2 separate regions of the Homo sapiens genome follow, and region 1 is linked to region 2. Evidence: read pairs that join two places in POLR2A ChIA-PET (ENCODE). Cell type or tissue: PC-3. All regions are shown on one strand. Each heading gives the region's core, and the rest is flanking DNA. Links, peaks and the distances in the headings are about the cores only. Region 1 holds the start of LOC105374953 (a long non-coding RNA gene). Region 2 has its middle 24 kb from the start of NHLRC1.

Region 1 (8,047 bases), core at 2,034-7,033, 250 kb after region 2:
CCAGGACTTGGTGAGGCTGGGGTGGGAGGATCTCCTGAGCCCAGGAGTTTGAGACCAGCCTGGGCAACATAGTAAGACCCGTCTTTATAAAAACTAAAAACATTAGCCCAGCGTGGTGGCACACCTGTAGTCCCAGCTTCTTGGGAGACTGAGGTGGGAGGATGGCTTGAGCCCAGGAGTTTGAGACTGTAGTGAGCCATGATCACACCACTGCACTCCAGCCTGAGCAACAGGGTTTGAGGCTAAGTTGGCCACTCTTCTGCTATGTTACCATGGCCAGTATATGGGGAAACCTTGTATGGTTGAAGCATTGCATTTTGCTCCCTCCTCTACCTGTTCTTCTTTTTCCTTGCTGTTCTCCAGGTTCGGGAAAATCCTTTTCCATGATGGGCCATGCTGAGCAGCTGGGCCTTATTCCAAGGCTCTGCTGTGCTTTATTTAAAAGGATCTCTTTGGAGCAAAATGAGTCACAGACCTTTAAAGTTGAAGTGTCCTATATGGAAATTTATAATGAGAAAGTTCGGGATCTTTTAGACCCCAAAGGGTAAGTTAGTGGTCAAGATTAAGTGTGTTAATAGGGGGAGATAATTTTAAATGATTCTAAAGTTAAAATTGGAAGTGAATATACGTATTTAAGCTCTTGGTGACTACACTGGTTTTCATTCATTTACAGAAAAATCATCAGCTTCTCAAAGCCTTTTGGTATACCCAGTGTTTATCCTACATTAATGTATAAAGTTGCCTATGTATGCCCTTTGAAAAGATGTTTTTACTATTGGTATTTTTTTTTGCCACCATGAACTATTCACAAAAATTGAGTTAGGAATAACACATTAGTTCTTCCATTTACATTGGAAAGTGGCACTAATGTGTTAAGGGTAAAAGGGTTGAAGGATTGAAACATCCCAGCCAAGGCAAGCAATGCCCTTCCCTGGCTGTGCATTGGAATCATGTGGGGAACGTTTTAAGCATCCACTTGCCTGATGTCCACCCATAGAGACTGTATTCAGTAGACCCAGGGTGAAACCCAGGGATCTATATTTTTTTTAACTAGGTGATTTAAAAATATATTTATCTGATTCATAGAGGAAGGGGGGCCATTTACTTTTTCTCAATTAAAAAATTTGGGGCCGGGTACAGTGACTCATACCTGTAATCCCAGCACTTTGGGAGGCCAAGGTGAGCAGATCATCTGAGGTCAGGAGTTCGAGACCAGCCTGACCAACATGACAAAACCCCATCTCTACTAAAAATACAAAAATTACCCAGGTGTGGCGATGGGCATCTGTAATCCCAGCTTCTTGAGAGGCTGCAGGAGAATCACTTGAACCCAGGAGGCAGAGGTTGCAGTGAGTTGAGATCACGCCACTGCACTCCAGCCTGGGGAACAGAGGGAGACTCCAGCTCAAAAAAAAAAAAAAAAAAAAAAAAAAATTATACTGATTTAAAACTAGTATCTATTTATGGAAAATTTGAAAAATAGGTAAGGTGTAAGAAGAAATAAAAATGACCTATAATCTCACCATTCAAAAATAATCACTAAGGCCAGGTGTAGTGGCTCATGCCTGTAATTCCAACATTTTGGGAGGCCAAGGTGGGTGGATCACTTGAGGTCAGGAGTTCGAGACCAGCCTGGTCAACATGGTGAAACACCGTCTCTACTAAAATAGAAAAATTAGCTGGGCGTGGTGCTGGGCACCTGTAATCCCAGCTACTCAGGTGGCTGAGGCAGGAGAATTGCTTGAACCCAGGAGACAGAGGTTGCAGTGAGCCAAGATCATGCCACCACATTCCAGCCTGGGCAGTAGAGTGAGACTGCATCTCAATAATAATAACCACTGTTACACTTTGGTGCATTTTGACCAAAATTATGAGTGACAAGGAAGTGACCCAATCAAAGAAAATGTTTATATTTACTCTTAAGAAGCTGTTAACTATTTAATGCATACAAAATAACATTTATAACACCTGTAAGGCATAAAGAGTAATAAAAACAACTGCCTACCTACATTGGCTTAATAAATGGAACATGACTTAGTCAAAAGTACTCTAGCTAAAATTAAATAAATAAATAAATAAATAAATGGAACATGACCAATAATTGTGAAGCTCACTATACGTTCCCCTTGGATCCATTTTCTACCCCTCCCCAAGGTAACTACTATTGTGAATTTTGTGTTTAGCATTCTCTTCCTCTTCTTTAGCATTTACAAATAATTTTGCATAATTTTTAACTTTGTATGACATCATAATATATGTGTTCTTTGGTGATTTGTTCCCCCCACCGTGATTCATTTATTCTTATATATGAAGTGCTAATACATTTTTACTGTTGTCTTAGCATTTCATTGCATGGTTACATCAATAATTCATCACTTTCTCTGTCTTTTGTGTGGTTCCTGCTTTTATCAATAGAGTGCTGCTCTGAAAGCATTGTTATACAGGTTTCCTGCTGTATAGGTAGGTGCAGGAGTTTCTAGGTAACACATCTAGGGGTGGAATTGTAAGTCACAAAATACTGAATCTCCAATTTTATTTAATTGCGCAAACTGTTATCCAAAGTGGTTGTACCAATTTCCACCCCCACCAGCAGTGTACAAGAATTTCAGATACTGGACACCATCACAGGCACTTGGTATAATGCTAGGTTTGCTTTTTCTTGCTGCTGAATAGCATTATAGAATCTCTGGCAAGCAGAGTAAGCTGTGTACTGGATCGTGTGCATCTAAGTAGCTCACTGTCACATTGAATTCTTCGTCTTTAAAATAAAGGTGGTAAAGCCTACTTTGTAGGGATGTTATGAAATGAAACGGCATAACTGAAAAGTGCTTCAGGGAACAATGCCAGGACTTTGGGATGCATTCAGTGATGCTTCTTAGCTCCTTTTTCCCATATATTGGTGATGCTAAGCAATGACTCTTAATTTGAAAGATGATTAATATGTGATGCCCTGAAAAAGATGGTGTGCACAATATGGTCAGTATATACATAGCTTTGCTTTTAATCTCCATTGTCTTTTGATAAACTGTTGAAATGGGTTCCAAACCAGGTTTATCATTTAAAAATTCAAAAGAGCTTTAAAATTTTCATTAGCAGAACCAATTCTAAATATAGTACAAACGTCAGTAATTATAAACAAACTCTGTACTATAATCTCACTTTCTGTATAAAATAGTGTAAGCATAGAAGTAGCATAAACCAATGCAGACTTGAAGTAGAGTTTAAATGTTTTAATACTGTCTACTAGTAATTCAAAAATTTTGACTGGGCGGTGGTGGCTCACATCTGCAATCCCAGCATTTTGGGAGGCTGAGGCTGGAGGATTGCTTGAGCCTAGAAATTCAGGACCAGCTTGGGCAGAATAGTGAAGCCACATCTCTACAAAAAATATAAAAACTAGCCAGGCATAGTGGCATGGGCCTGTAGTCCCAGCTGCGTGGGTGACTGAGGTAGGAGAATCACCTGGGCGGGAGGTTGAGGCTATAGTAAGCCGGGGTCATGCTACTGCACTCTAGCCTGGGCGACAGAGTGAGACCCTGTCTCAAAAAATAAATACCATTTTAAGACATTATCTGCTGAGAATATGCTTATTTATGAAATAGCCGAAAGGTTGATTTGATCTGGCATGTTTTTTGGTTCCCTTTTTCCCCCAATCCTCCCCAAAGTATAACTGACAGCCTAACCCAGGAAGGTTTGTGACTAGAGATAGAATGTTTAAAATAGTAACATACTTTAAATAGAAATCAGAGCATAAAACACATTTCTCATGTTAAACATTGTTTTGCTAATCCAAATAAAGTAGCTTTTAGATTTGTTGGGGGGAGGAGTCATTTAAAAATTCTTTTGAAATTGTTATCTTAGTTACTGTGTACTTAAAGAGAAAGAAAAGCTTCCAGCTTTGGTGTGATTCATTTATTCCTTTTTCCTCCCTCCCGCAGGAGTAGACAGTCTCTTAAAGTTCGAGAACATAAAGTTTTGGGACCATATGTAGATGGTTTATCTCAACTAGCTGTCACTAGTTTTGAGGTAAGTCATTTTTTTTAAAATGTGATTAAAAGCTGACTATAAATCAAAGTATGTAAGTGATACTGAGTATATTTTATGTGGATGCTTTATAGCAGAATGATACTACTCAGGGCCTCAGAAACCCAGTATCAGCACACCGCAAACAGAGAGGAAAAGGGCTTTTAATCACACTCTTCAAGCTGCTTTGTTGTGAAGGTTTTACAGTATGGCCGGGAGGCCCAGTGTTTTCAGGTTGCTGCATATTTTCACTAATACTACTCTGTTAAAACTGTTCTCCCAATGATGCCAGTGACATCCTTCTAGACATGTGGTATTCTAAACAGTATTTGGCAGTTAGTACAGCCCTTTCTTTTTGGCAGGGTCTCCTGCCTTGGTTTCTGTCACTTCTGGCTCTCCTGTTTTTCTGAATCACTCCTCTTGCCATTGACCGGCCTGTTTTACTTTATTTACTCTTTGACTTATATGCCTTGTTAAGATCTGACTCAAGATTCTGCTTCTATTTCTATAGTGATTGCTTTGGAAATCTCATAACACAAACTGCTATCTCTGTTGCTAAAGGATGTGAATGAATGAGTGAATGCACAGAGAAACAAGCAAATCCCTGCACTTACTTTGTGCTGTTTGTGGGATGTGGCTGGCCCATTATCACCCCAGACTTAGTATGGCTAAAACTAATCTGTGCAGTGATTCTCTCCAGCCATTTAAATCAAGGTATATATAGAATTGCTCTAATCGGAAATAGAGCACAGTGATCATTTTAAAAAGGTTTCGATTCTGAAATGAATGGATACTTTTTTGGTCTAAAGGTGCTAACTCAGCTCCTTCACTGAGGTCCCTGGTTCTTAGCTCAGTGTGGTTGAGGTAAGTGTTGATGTTATCCTGTCACTTACTAGTAGGAGCCAGGGTGCTCTATTTGCATCCCAGCTCTACCTCTTACTGGATTTGGGGAAAGTTGCTTGACCTCCACGAACTTCAGCATCCTTGTATGTAAAAGCAAGAAAATAAAGTTCATTTAGCAAATATTTCATAAGATCCCATAGGCTCTAGGCATTCTAGGAGCAAGTGTACAAAGTGGAATAAGGAAAAAACCCTGCCATCAGGGAGCCACAGTATTGGAGGAGGGAGGCAGACAGGCAGGCATCAGCGGGTTGGTAAGCACAGGAGAGTAAGAGTTAAATCAAGTCACTGCTATTATTGATTATCGGAGTGCTCAATAAATATTAGCTATCCCAGGAACCCAAAAAGGAGAAAATAGGGACTCAACTGAGAAAGAAGACAATTGGGAAATGGAAAGAATTAGGGAAACATTTCATACATTACAAAGTCTTGAGTGAGGTGGAAGCTCAAACCATGCTCAATGGAGGAGCGGCAGGGAGGTTTCTATGGAAGGGTGGTGACAAAGGCATCAGAGGAATCATAATTAATACATATACCTGGTGTGCAGGACTACATTCTTGTGTTTTTGCTTATGGTCTTTTCCTTATGCTTTGCCCCTAGGATATTGAGTCATTGATGTCTGAGGGAAATAAGTCTCGAACGGTAGCTGCTACCAACATGAACGAAGAAAGCAGCCGCTCCCATGCTGTGTTCAACATCATAATCACACAGACACTTTATGACCTGCAGTCTGGGGTAAGGGATTAGGCAGAACCTTTTTGGAGTGGGGGTGGAAGAACTGAAAGTGTCCATATAGGTAAAGTCTTTCATGGTTGGGTTCAGTGGCTGAGAATTGTATGTTGGCTCTTCTGCTTACTAGGTGAGCTACTTTGCTTATCATTTAATTTGTTAGGTCTTTCTTTATATTTGACTTTTTAAAAAATTGGATTTTGGCCTGGTGCAGTGGCTCCTGCCTGTAATTCCAGCATTTTGGGAGTCTGAGGCGGGAGGATTGCTTGAGGGCAGAAGTTCATGACCATCTTGTACAATATAGCAACACCCAGACTCTACAAAAACAAAAAAGAAAAATAATTGTATTTCTTGTGCAAAGTCCCTAACAAGTGTGATGACATCACCATACAGCTTTTAATATATATCCTTTCATGCTGAAATTCCCATGGAAACATGTCAGCTTCATAGCCATTGAGGGATATTAAAGAGGACACCACAACCTTTAGCCTAAACCTTTTTTCAAAGGAAGAAGGATTTGACTTGAATGTGCAGAAATCCTCATGTCCTCATATCTCCTCATAGGCATTTTAAATCTCCAGCTTTCTGACTGTATTCCAGAAAGCTGGGTGTACTTGCTACCCAGCTGCAAAACAAAATGCTACATTTCTACGCCTATTTAAATGTTAACTATGAAATTAATTGCTGGTTCAAATAACTCTTCTGACCGTTTAAAAACTTAAGAAATTTGCCATATGAGAGTGGGATGGATTGCTCAATTATAGTGCTAACATATATGTAGATATCCATGTGGTTTTTATTGATAAGTTTTTCTTCTCTCTCTCGTTTCCTATAACTAGAATTCCGGGGAGAAAGTCAGTAAGGTCAGCTTGGTAGACCTGGCGGGTAGCGAAAGAGTATCTAAAACAGGAGCTGCAGGAGAGCGACTGAAAGAAGGCAGCAACATTAACAAGTAAGGTGGCTGGTCCCAGAACAGCCTGGGTGATTTCCTTCTGGAGGGGATTTGTTGCATTATGAGGGTCAGATGGTTCTGATGTACAGGTTGTTTAAAGTCTGTATAGCTTTAGTAAACTGGGCTGAAGAAAAACAACAACAACCTGTGTCTGTTAAGATGTATGAGGTTTTTGGCCAGGCACGGTGGCTCATGCCTGTAATCCCAGTACTTTGGGAAGCCAAGGCGGGCAGATCACCTGAGGTCAGGAGTTTGAGACCAGCCTGGCCAACATGGCAAAACCCCATCTCTACTAAAAAGGCACGGTCACGCACACCGGTAACCCCAGCTACTTGGGAGACTAATGCAGGAGAATCGCTTGAATTTGGGAGGTGGAGGTTGCAGTGAATCAAGATTGCACCACTACACTCCAGCTTGGGCAACAGAGTGAGACTATCTCAAAGGAAAAAAAAGGATGTATAAGGATTTTGTTTAGGTACGGTGGCTCACAACTATAATTCCAGCATTTTGGAAGGCCAAGGTGAGTGGATCACTTGAGGCAAGGAGTTCAAGACTAGCCTGGGCAACGTGACAAAACCCCTTCTCTACCTGGTCTCTACCCCGTTTGTACCCATCTCTACCCCCTCTCTACTAAAACACAAAAATTAGCTGGGCATGGTGGCACACGTCTGTAATCCCAGCTACTCAGGAGGCCAAGGGGTGAGAATTACTTGAATCTGGGAGGTAAAGCTTGCAGTGAGCCGAGATTGCTCCCCTGTACTCCAGCCTAGGCAACAGAGCGAGACTCTGTCTCAAAAAAAAAAAAAAAAAAAAAAAAAGATGTACGAGTTTTAATTAAATAAAACTGCATGGTGCAGCTTGCTCAAAAATGGCACAAATACCATATTCTGACATATGTGGAAGCTAAAAAAGTTGATCTCATGGAAGTAGAAAGTAGAATAGTGGTTACTAGGGGCTGGAAAGGGGAGGCCAGGGGGAATAACGAGAGGTTGGTTAATGGATACAAAATTACAGCTAAATTGGAGGAATAAGTTCTAGTTTTCTGTAGCACTGTAGGGTGACTGTAATTGACAGTATGTTGTATATTTTCAAATAGCTAGGAAAGTGGATTTTCAGTGTTCCCAACACAAAAAAATGATAAGTGTTTGAGGTGATGGATATGCTAATTACCCTAAATTGATCATTATACATTGTATACATGTATCAAAATATCACACTTTACCCCATAAATATGCACAATTGTGTGTCAACTAAAAATAAAAGCAAGCCAGGCACGGTGGCTCACGCCTGTAATCCTAGCACTTTGGGAGGCTGAGGTGGGTGGATCACCTGAGGTCAGGAATTTGAGACCAGCCTGGATAATATGATGAAACCCTTCTGTACTAAAAATGCAAAAAATTAGCCAGGCATGGTGGCAGGCGCCTGTAATCCCAGCTACTCGGG
Region 2 (8,047 bases), core at 1,118-6,117:
AAGCACTGAGGGATCAGTACTAGACACTTTGGCGCTGAGAGTATCGCCTGAGTCCTCCCCTTGTCCACCTGCAGTAAATCAGGTGGCATAGCTCCTACACACTTACCGAGGGACCAAGTGGACGCAAAATATTCAAGCTAAAGATACCACAAGCTTTCACTTGGTCGCTCTGCTTAATAGATTGGGAACTGCATGTTAAAAGAGGTCAGAGCAGTGAGTAATTTTGAAGAACAGCGTAGGAGAAATATGCAGCCTCAGAAAAGTTTTGACTCCAGGCTGGGTGCCGTGGCTCACACCTGTAATCCCAGCACTTTGGGAGGCTGAGGCGGGTGGATCACCTGAGGTCAGAAGTTTGAGACCAGCCTGGCCAACATGGTGAAACCCCATCTCTCCTAAAAATACAAAAATTAGCCAGGCATGTTGGCGTGTGCCCATAGTCCCAGCTACTCTGGAGGCTGAGGCAGGAGAATTCCTTGAACTCAAAAGGCAGAAGTTGCAGGGAGCTGAGATCATGCCACTGCACTCCAGCCTGGGTGACAGAGCAAGAATTTGTCTCAAAAATAAACAAATGAACAACAAAAACAAACAAACAAAAAAACAGAAAAGTTTTGACTCCAGGCATCTATCGCTTGGTCAGGAAATTCTAGAATAGCTGCTCCAGTTCTAATGGAAACCACACTCAGGTTGATTTGATGGGCTATTTCTCAATTGAATTAAGTATTTTCTGCTAGGGCGTGTGTTAAATTTTCTGTAAGATCCTATCTTTGTTGTGAAACTTGCCAAATAATTTATGAATACTATTTAGCACCATCTCTTCATGCAATCACCATCAATAAAAGGCTTCCCGTCAGCATATGACCTTCACTTGTGTCCCATACTCTCTCTTCCAGCCAAGTTAACGCATTACCATCTTCCTCATGGGGAGAATGGCTACCACCTGCAGCTTTCCTGCTGGCACACTCTGAAGCTGGCTTCTGCCCCAGCAGGAGAAGTATAAGAGGCCTCTTATACAGGTTTTCCTGCCTGATGTCTGGGGTTGGCCATCCAGTGCACAGGTCTCCTTACTGCCTAACATCTAGGCTAGATTGACAGCCTTGACCTTGTTCTTACTTTCAGCTCCTCTTCTGAATGTACATACTACATCTCGGTCTCAGCTTTGCCCTAGCTTTGCTGCTTTGGGCTTCCTTCCCTGTATCCAGATACAGCTGTAATCCATTGTGTCCCTTTCTATCACATCTAATGCTACTAAAGACCACGGAATTTATTATTATTATTATTTTTGAGACCAGGTCTCCCTCTGTCACCCAGGCTGGAGAGCAGTAGCACCATCTCCTCTCACTGCAACCTCTGCCTCCTGGGCTCAAACAATCCTCCCACCTCAGCCTCCCAAATAGCTGGAGCTACAGGTGCATGCCACCACGCCCAGCTAATTTTTGTATTTTTTGTAGAGATGAGGTTTCACCATTTTGCCCAGGCTGCTCTTAAACTCCTGGGCTCAAGCAATCCACCCACCTCATCCTCCCAGTGTTGGGATTACAGGCATGACTCACTGCACCCAGCCAGACCATGGAATTTATAAAGTTGAATTTTCCTGAACCATTAAAGGGAAAGATGCAGGAAATAAGAGAATGGCAAGTGGAAATGGTACCAAGAATTATTGGCTTCTTGTTTCATGCAGTGATTCTATGTTGGATACTCTCCTTTGGTTCTTACATATACTTACTGAAATGGTTTGGCTCTGTGTCCCCACCCAAATCTCATCTTGTAGCTCCCATAATTCCCACATGTTGTGGGAGGGACCCAGTGGGAGATGATTAAATCATGGGGTCAGATCTTTCCCGTGCTGTTCTCCTGATAGTGAATGGGTCTCACAAGATCTGATGGTTTTAAAAACGGGAGTTTCTCTGCACAAGTTCTCTCTTTGCCTGCTGCCATCCACCTAAGACGTAACTTGCTCCTCCTTGCCTTCTGCCATGATTGTGAGGCCTCCGCAGCCACATGGAATTGAGTCCAATTGAACCTCTTTTTTTTTTTTTTTTTTTTGTAGATTGCCCAGTCTCGGGTATGTCTTTATCAGTAGCATGAAAACGGACTAATACACTTACCTAACTCTCAAAACAGCCTACTAAATTGTTGCTATTGGCATTTTTCAGATGAGGAAACTGAGGCACAGAGAGATTAATTTGCCCAAGATCACTTGTACGGAAAGTAAACACACCATTTAGACTCTCTGAGCCTTAGTTCTTTGTCTATAGCATGGAAATGTAATAGTACCTGCTGTCTAGAGTTGTGGTGAGGCCTATGTAAGTTCATACATGTGCATTAGGACAGTGCCTGGCATGTTGTGAGTGCTCAGTAATTCTTAGCAATTAATATCTTGCTTCAAGTATTTGGAGTAAAGTGCTCTTTTTTTTCAAGCGTGGCAGTTAAGGACCATGAAGCCTAGAGCTGCAGAAAGCGCTCTTTGTTACCATGTACAGTGAGCCTGCCTGACAATGAGGCCCATTGAAAAGAAAGCAGAGCTGAGAGATTGAGGAAGACAACATCCATGTAACATTATTTGGGCCCTCAAATCTTTCTGTTCTCAAAGCTAGATGCAACCCCAAATGAGCCAATATAAATTCTCTGTTTTTAAACAAGCTTCAGTTGGGTACCTATGACCTTTGTCTAGAAGAACCTTAAGAGAGTCCCGGGCAGACACTTCTAGAAAACAATATGCATTTCCAGAATTTGCCTTAGCCTTGTGTCAAGGCAGCTAATGAAGCTGGTTTTCAATTGTGCTCAGAGTTCCACAATAGAAGAAAGTAATTTGGTTCCCTTGAGTGTTGAATGGGAAGTCAAGCTACTTATAAGTTGTTGGAACTTTTTTTTTTTTCTTGACTAGTGGGAGGAGGGCTGCATGGTACCAACTGAAAGGATTTTTTGGATTATTAGAGCTCTTTTGACACATAGGTTTTACAGTTTGGCAGGCTCATAAGATCCCGAGGTCTAACTTGCCCACTTTACAAATGAGTAAATTGCAGCCTGGAAAGATTAAGTAACTTGGACAAGCTGATTAGTCTACGTAGGAGAATAACCAGGTTCTAAACCTTGCTGTCATTTGAATTCTCTCTGATTTTGGATTTTCAGCAATATAAGCTGCACATAGGTTTTTTTGGACATAGACATGCAGAATTAGAGTCAGCAAGCTTATATCAGCTCACCCGACTCCTAACCTAGCTTGGTGTTTCTCTCATTGTATCATGCTTCTTCCTATCATTAAACACTTTTCCTGTGGCCACAATGTTTACTTAATACAGTAGTCTCCACCCCCCTATCCACAGTTTCACCTCCACAGTTTCAGTTACCTGTGGTCAACCACAGTCTGAAAATGGATAAGTAGAGTACAATAAGATATTTGAGAAAGAGAGGGATCACATTTGCATAACTTTTATTGCAGCGTGTGTTGTTATTTTATTATTGTTGTTCTTAGCCTATTACTGTGCCTAATTTATAAATTAAACTTTATCATAGGTATGTATGTATAGGAAAAAAAATAGTGTATATATGCTTTGGTACTATCTGCAGTGTCAGGCATCCACGGGGGGTCTTGGCACTTACCGTCGTGGATAAGGAGAGACTACACAGTACACAGCAAGTAACAAATGCGTAGTGTAGAACTCTAGCCCTACAGAATGTTTCTAGAATGCGGTAATGCAGAAAAAGAAGTTCTGTATTTAAATAAATTAATGAGTTAATTACTGGTGGTATGTGCCTGTATTCCCAGCTACTTGGGAGGCTGAGACGGGAGGACTGCTTGAGCCCAGGAGTTTGAGGTTACTGTGAGCTATGATAGCACCACTGCACTCCAGCCTGGGTGATAGAGCAAAACCCAATCTCAAAATAAATAAATAAATAAATACATAAATAAATAAAATGTATGAGTTGGTTGGGCATGGTGGCTCACATCTGTAATCGCAGCACCTTGAGAGGCTGAGGTGGGCAGATCACTTGAGGCCCGGAGTTCGAGACCAGCCTGGCCAACATGGTGACACCCCGTCTCTACAAAAAAAAATATAAAAATTAGCCAAGTGTGGTGGCAGGCGCCTGTATTCCCAGCTACTCAGGAGGCTGAGGCAGGAGAATCACTTGAACCCGGGAGGCGGAGGTTGCAGTGAGCCAAGACTGCGCCACTACACTCCAGCCTGGGTGACAGAGCAAGACTCCATCTTGGAAAAAAAAAGTGTGGCTTAAATTGGTTTCTTTACTGCAGTATTTCTCAGAGCCTTTAATAAGCTGTTTTGCATTATAAATGGGGCAGGGTGGGGTTAGACATAGGATACAGTGTTTTCAAACTCATCTTACCACAGATCTAGTGTTCTGGGAAATGCAGCATTAGAGGCATGAATCTTCACATTGTTTTCCAGGGTTGAACAATCATCTTATCCCTTGATTCAGTTCTACCCTCTTCTTTGGTGTTCTTTCTGGATATCCTTTTAATTTTTATGTTATTTATTTATTTTAATTTTAATTTTTTAATTTTAATTTTTTTGAAACAGGGTCTGACTCTGTCACCCAGGCTGGAGTGCAGTGGCACAATCCCAGCTCACCGCAACTGCTGCCTCCTGGGCTCAAGCCATCCTCCCACCTCAGCTTCCGGAGTAGCCAGGACTACAGGCATGAGCCACCACGCCTGGCTAATTTTTGTATTTTTTGTAGAGATGGCGTTTCGCCATGTTGCCCAGGCTGGTCTCAAACTCCTGGGGTCAAGCGATCTGCCCACCTTGGCCTCCCAAAGTGCTGGGATTACAGGCGTGAGCCATTGCGCCTGGCCCAGTTCTCCATTTTAAATTATCACCTTCAATTTTCATACTCCCTCCTGTTTCTCCAAGTTTCTGTATTTGGTTGCTTCTCTGGCTGTGGTTCCTTTTCTCAGTCTCTTTGTGTGTGGCCTTTACTTGCAGGGTGAAGCGTTCTGATGAGACAATGTCTCTGGCGAGTTCTGTCTAATGAAGAATGATCAGCTTGAACACTCTCCGAAGGGCAAGATCAGCCCTGACTTATAATAATTATATCTCAATACTCTCACACCCCAAGGTGGGCTTGTGGGAGGGAGCCGTACATAAAGATGCTTTCAACAGATTGCCCAGAAGTGCCAAGAAAGCCACTGTCCCCCTTGTTGAGTCCTACTCATCTTCCCAGGCCCAAGCCCAGTGGCAGAACATCTCCACGAAGTTCCCAAACATCGGAAGCCCCTCTCCTGACTTCCAGCATCTCACAAGAAAGTCAGCTCCAGCTTAGCACTTAGCCTCTTCTCCCCTGACAAGCTGACAAGCTGACCGTCTGTCTAGGACGACATTTGTGTTTTGACTAAAAGAATCAGCCTCCCTGATTAACATTTGCCACAGTCGTCACCAAGTATGGTGCTGTCTTTTATTGTCCTAAAAAGTATTCTGTGCCTTCTACATTACGCTTGTGTCCTTAAAATTCTAGCAGAAATTTTTAGTATAGTTTGCACACTGGGTAGAATTTATCTTCATTGATAGTTTCCACACTCAACATTCCCTATTTGTTTTATTTATTTATTTATTTATTTATTTATTTATTTATTTATTTATTTTGAGACGGAGTCTTGCTCTGTCACCCAGGCTGGAGTGCAGCGGCGCAGTCTCGGCTCACTGCAACCTCCACCTCCCAGGTTCAAGCGATTCTCCTGCCTCAGCCTCCCAAGTAGCTGGGATTGCAGGAGTGCACCACCATGCCGGGCTAATATTTTCGTATTTTTAGTAGAGATGGGGTTTCACCACGTTGGCCAGGCTAGTCTCAAACTCCTGACCTCAAGTGATCTGCCCGCCTCAGCCTCCCAAAGTACTGGGATTACAGGCGTGAGCCACCACGCTCAGCCCCTCAAAAGTCCTTTATTTTCAAGGGTCTTCACAGACCGAATGACAGCCTTGCGGGCATCACTGTGGTGCCTCCATGCAAACAACACAGCGTTGGAACCAACATTAGTGCTGATCCAATTAAATGAATGCCATAGGCTTTTTCTCTTGCTTGCACTTTTTTTCCCCAACATTTTCACATTCATTCTAAAACTGAGATGCATTTTATGTAAGTCTCTATTTTAAGGAGTTTCAGGAAGACTAATGCAGGCCTTTGGCTTCATGATAGAGACTACACAGCCAAACAAGCAATTTCAAAGGCTAGGTGTAAGTTATTGACAGGTGGAGATCTGAATAAACTTATAAATACTTATCAGCATTCACTTCAAATTTTAGTACTCTGTACAAGAATAGATTAGAAAATAGCTTCTGAAAGGTCGACAGAAAGTGTGCTTTCAGTATCTTCCACTTCAATGGCTTTCCTAGACACATACATGCCCTTTTCACTACTTTATATTGAACCAAAACTTTATTGTCACACAGTGCGGTTAGCTAAGCAGCTGATTGGTTGTTTTTTTTTGTTTGTTTTGTTTTTTAACATTTTGGTGTATCTTGGGATTTGTCAGTCCTGAATGTACGCTCTAATTAACACATCAACAGAGAACTGTGGCCAGCCAACAGAATATCTCATGTGCTTCCTCACTTGGCCTTACTTTTGGGACTCACTAAATGGTGAATTCACTACCTACTCAGAAGCCACCCTCACAGGTATAATTGAAGGAAACTGTAGTAGATGTGAGGCCTGATCTGATAACACCTAGGTCTCTTCCAGGGAAGAAGAGGCTAGAGAAGATTACTCTTGCTATAAACCTGAGAATCATGTAACATGATAAGTACTACCTGGCTGGCCATTAGTTTAAATAAGTTACTTGCTTGGGCTCACATATCACACCAAGGTGTTAAATTTAATCTCTAAAGACTTACGTGGTTTGGACTCAGAATGTTCTCGTTGAACACACTTCTTTCCCTTGTCATGTTGCATCCAAGCCCTGTAACTGACCCAGATTTAAGGACTTGGCCAGCCTGGACCACCAGGTAAGCTGTAGAAGAGACAGCATTTAAGTTGAGAATGCTTCCAGCTCTACATTTAAGTTTGGGATATCTCCAGTTCAGATCTGTCGGCTGATTATACAGCCCGTCCAACTTTCCTGGTTTCCTGTCTCACCTGCTTCTAAGTGAAGCCTAAAAACCTTGGACAGTAGAGCTTCAGACTTTCAACATGAGGATTCAGGGGTTAAGTCTATTTAAGACAATGCCTTGGTTCCTTTTTTCTATCATAACAGATAAGAATAGTCCTGTACCTTCCTGAAATCCCTAGTACATAGTAAGTGTACAATTGAGATACTTTCAGCAGAAAACCCAACTCAAAACAGCTTAAATAGGCCATTTATTTTATTTTATTTTATTTTTTAAGAGACAGAGTCTCACTCTGTCACCAGGCTGGAGTGCAGTTGCATGATCATGGCTCATTGCAGACTCAACTCCCTGAGCTCAGGTGATTATCACACCTCAGTCTCCTGAGTAGCTGGGACTGTGGGTGTGCGCCACCATGCCTGGCTAATTTTCAAAAAAAAAAGCTGTAGAGATGGAGTCTCCCTGTGTTGCCCAGGCTGGTCTCTAACTCCTGGGCTCAAGAGATCCACCCACCTCAGCCTCCCAAAGTGCTAGGATTACAGGCATGAGCCACTGTGCCTGGACTATGGCAGCACATTTGAATATCTGGGGCTTAGCTGGAAATTTCTAAAAACACCAATGCCCAGGAATACCTCTGGACATTCTAATTTCATTGGTCTGGGAAGGAGGCCTGAACCTGGGTTTTTTTGTTTCTTTTTTTTTTTTGTCCCCAAGACGGAGTCTCACTGTTGCCCAGGCTGAAGTACAGTGGTGTGATCTCAGCTCACTGAAACCTCTGCCTCCTGGGTTCAAGTGATTCTCCTGCCTCAGCCTCCTGAGTAGCTGGGATTACAGGTGTCTCCCACCATGCCTGGCTAAATTTTTTTTTTTTTTTTTGTAGATGGGGTTTCACCATGTTGGCCAGGCTGGTCTCAAACCCCTGATCTCAAGTGGATTCACTTGCCTCGGCCTTCCAAAGAGCTGGGATTACAGGCATGAACCACTGCACCTGG

Evidence for each region. ChIA-PET counts read pairs that join two places held together with the same protein. Peaks named below come from ENCODE experiments on the same cell type or tissue, not always from the same donor. Only the 100,000 strongest peaks of a DNase experiment are listed, where the experiment ranks them.
Region 1: POLR2A ChIA-PET joins it to region 2 with 5 read pairs; 2 of 35 experiments call an interaction of 5 or more read pairs at or near these places.

Annotation. Positions count from the first base shown.
Region 1 is chr6:17,847,934-17,855,980 of GRCh38, reverse strand. KIF13A (kinesin family member 13A) reads left to right here. Exons shown (of 39, transcript NM_022113.6): 6 at 364-544; 7 at 3,939-4,026; 8 at 5,524-5,658; 9 at 6,492-6,604. It overlaps LOC105374953 (a long non-coding RNA gene), which reads right to left and starts at 5,547. Exons shown (of 3, transcript XR_001744007.2): 1 at 5,460-5,547; 2 at 4,917-5,006; 3 at 2,442-2,950. In PC-3, for the core only: no CTCF peak of the experiment used is centred there; DNase peaks (open chromatin) are centred at 3,910 and 4,450; H3K4me3 peaks cover 1,558 bases; H3K27ac peaks cover 2,867 bases.
Region 2 is chr6:18,094,964-18,103,010 of GRCh38, reverse strand. No RefSeq gene overlaps it. Among named protein-coding and RNA genes, the nearest start is that of NHLRC1, 24 kb to the left of the region's middle. In PC-3, for the core only: no CTCF peak of the experiment used is centred there; no DNase peak of the experiment used is centred there.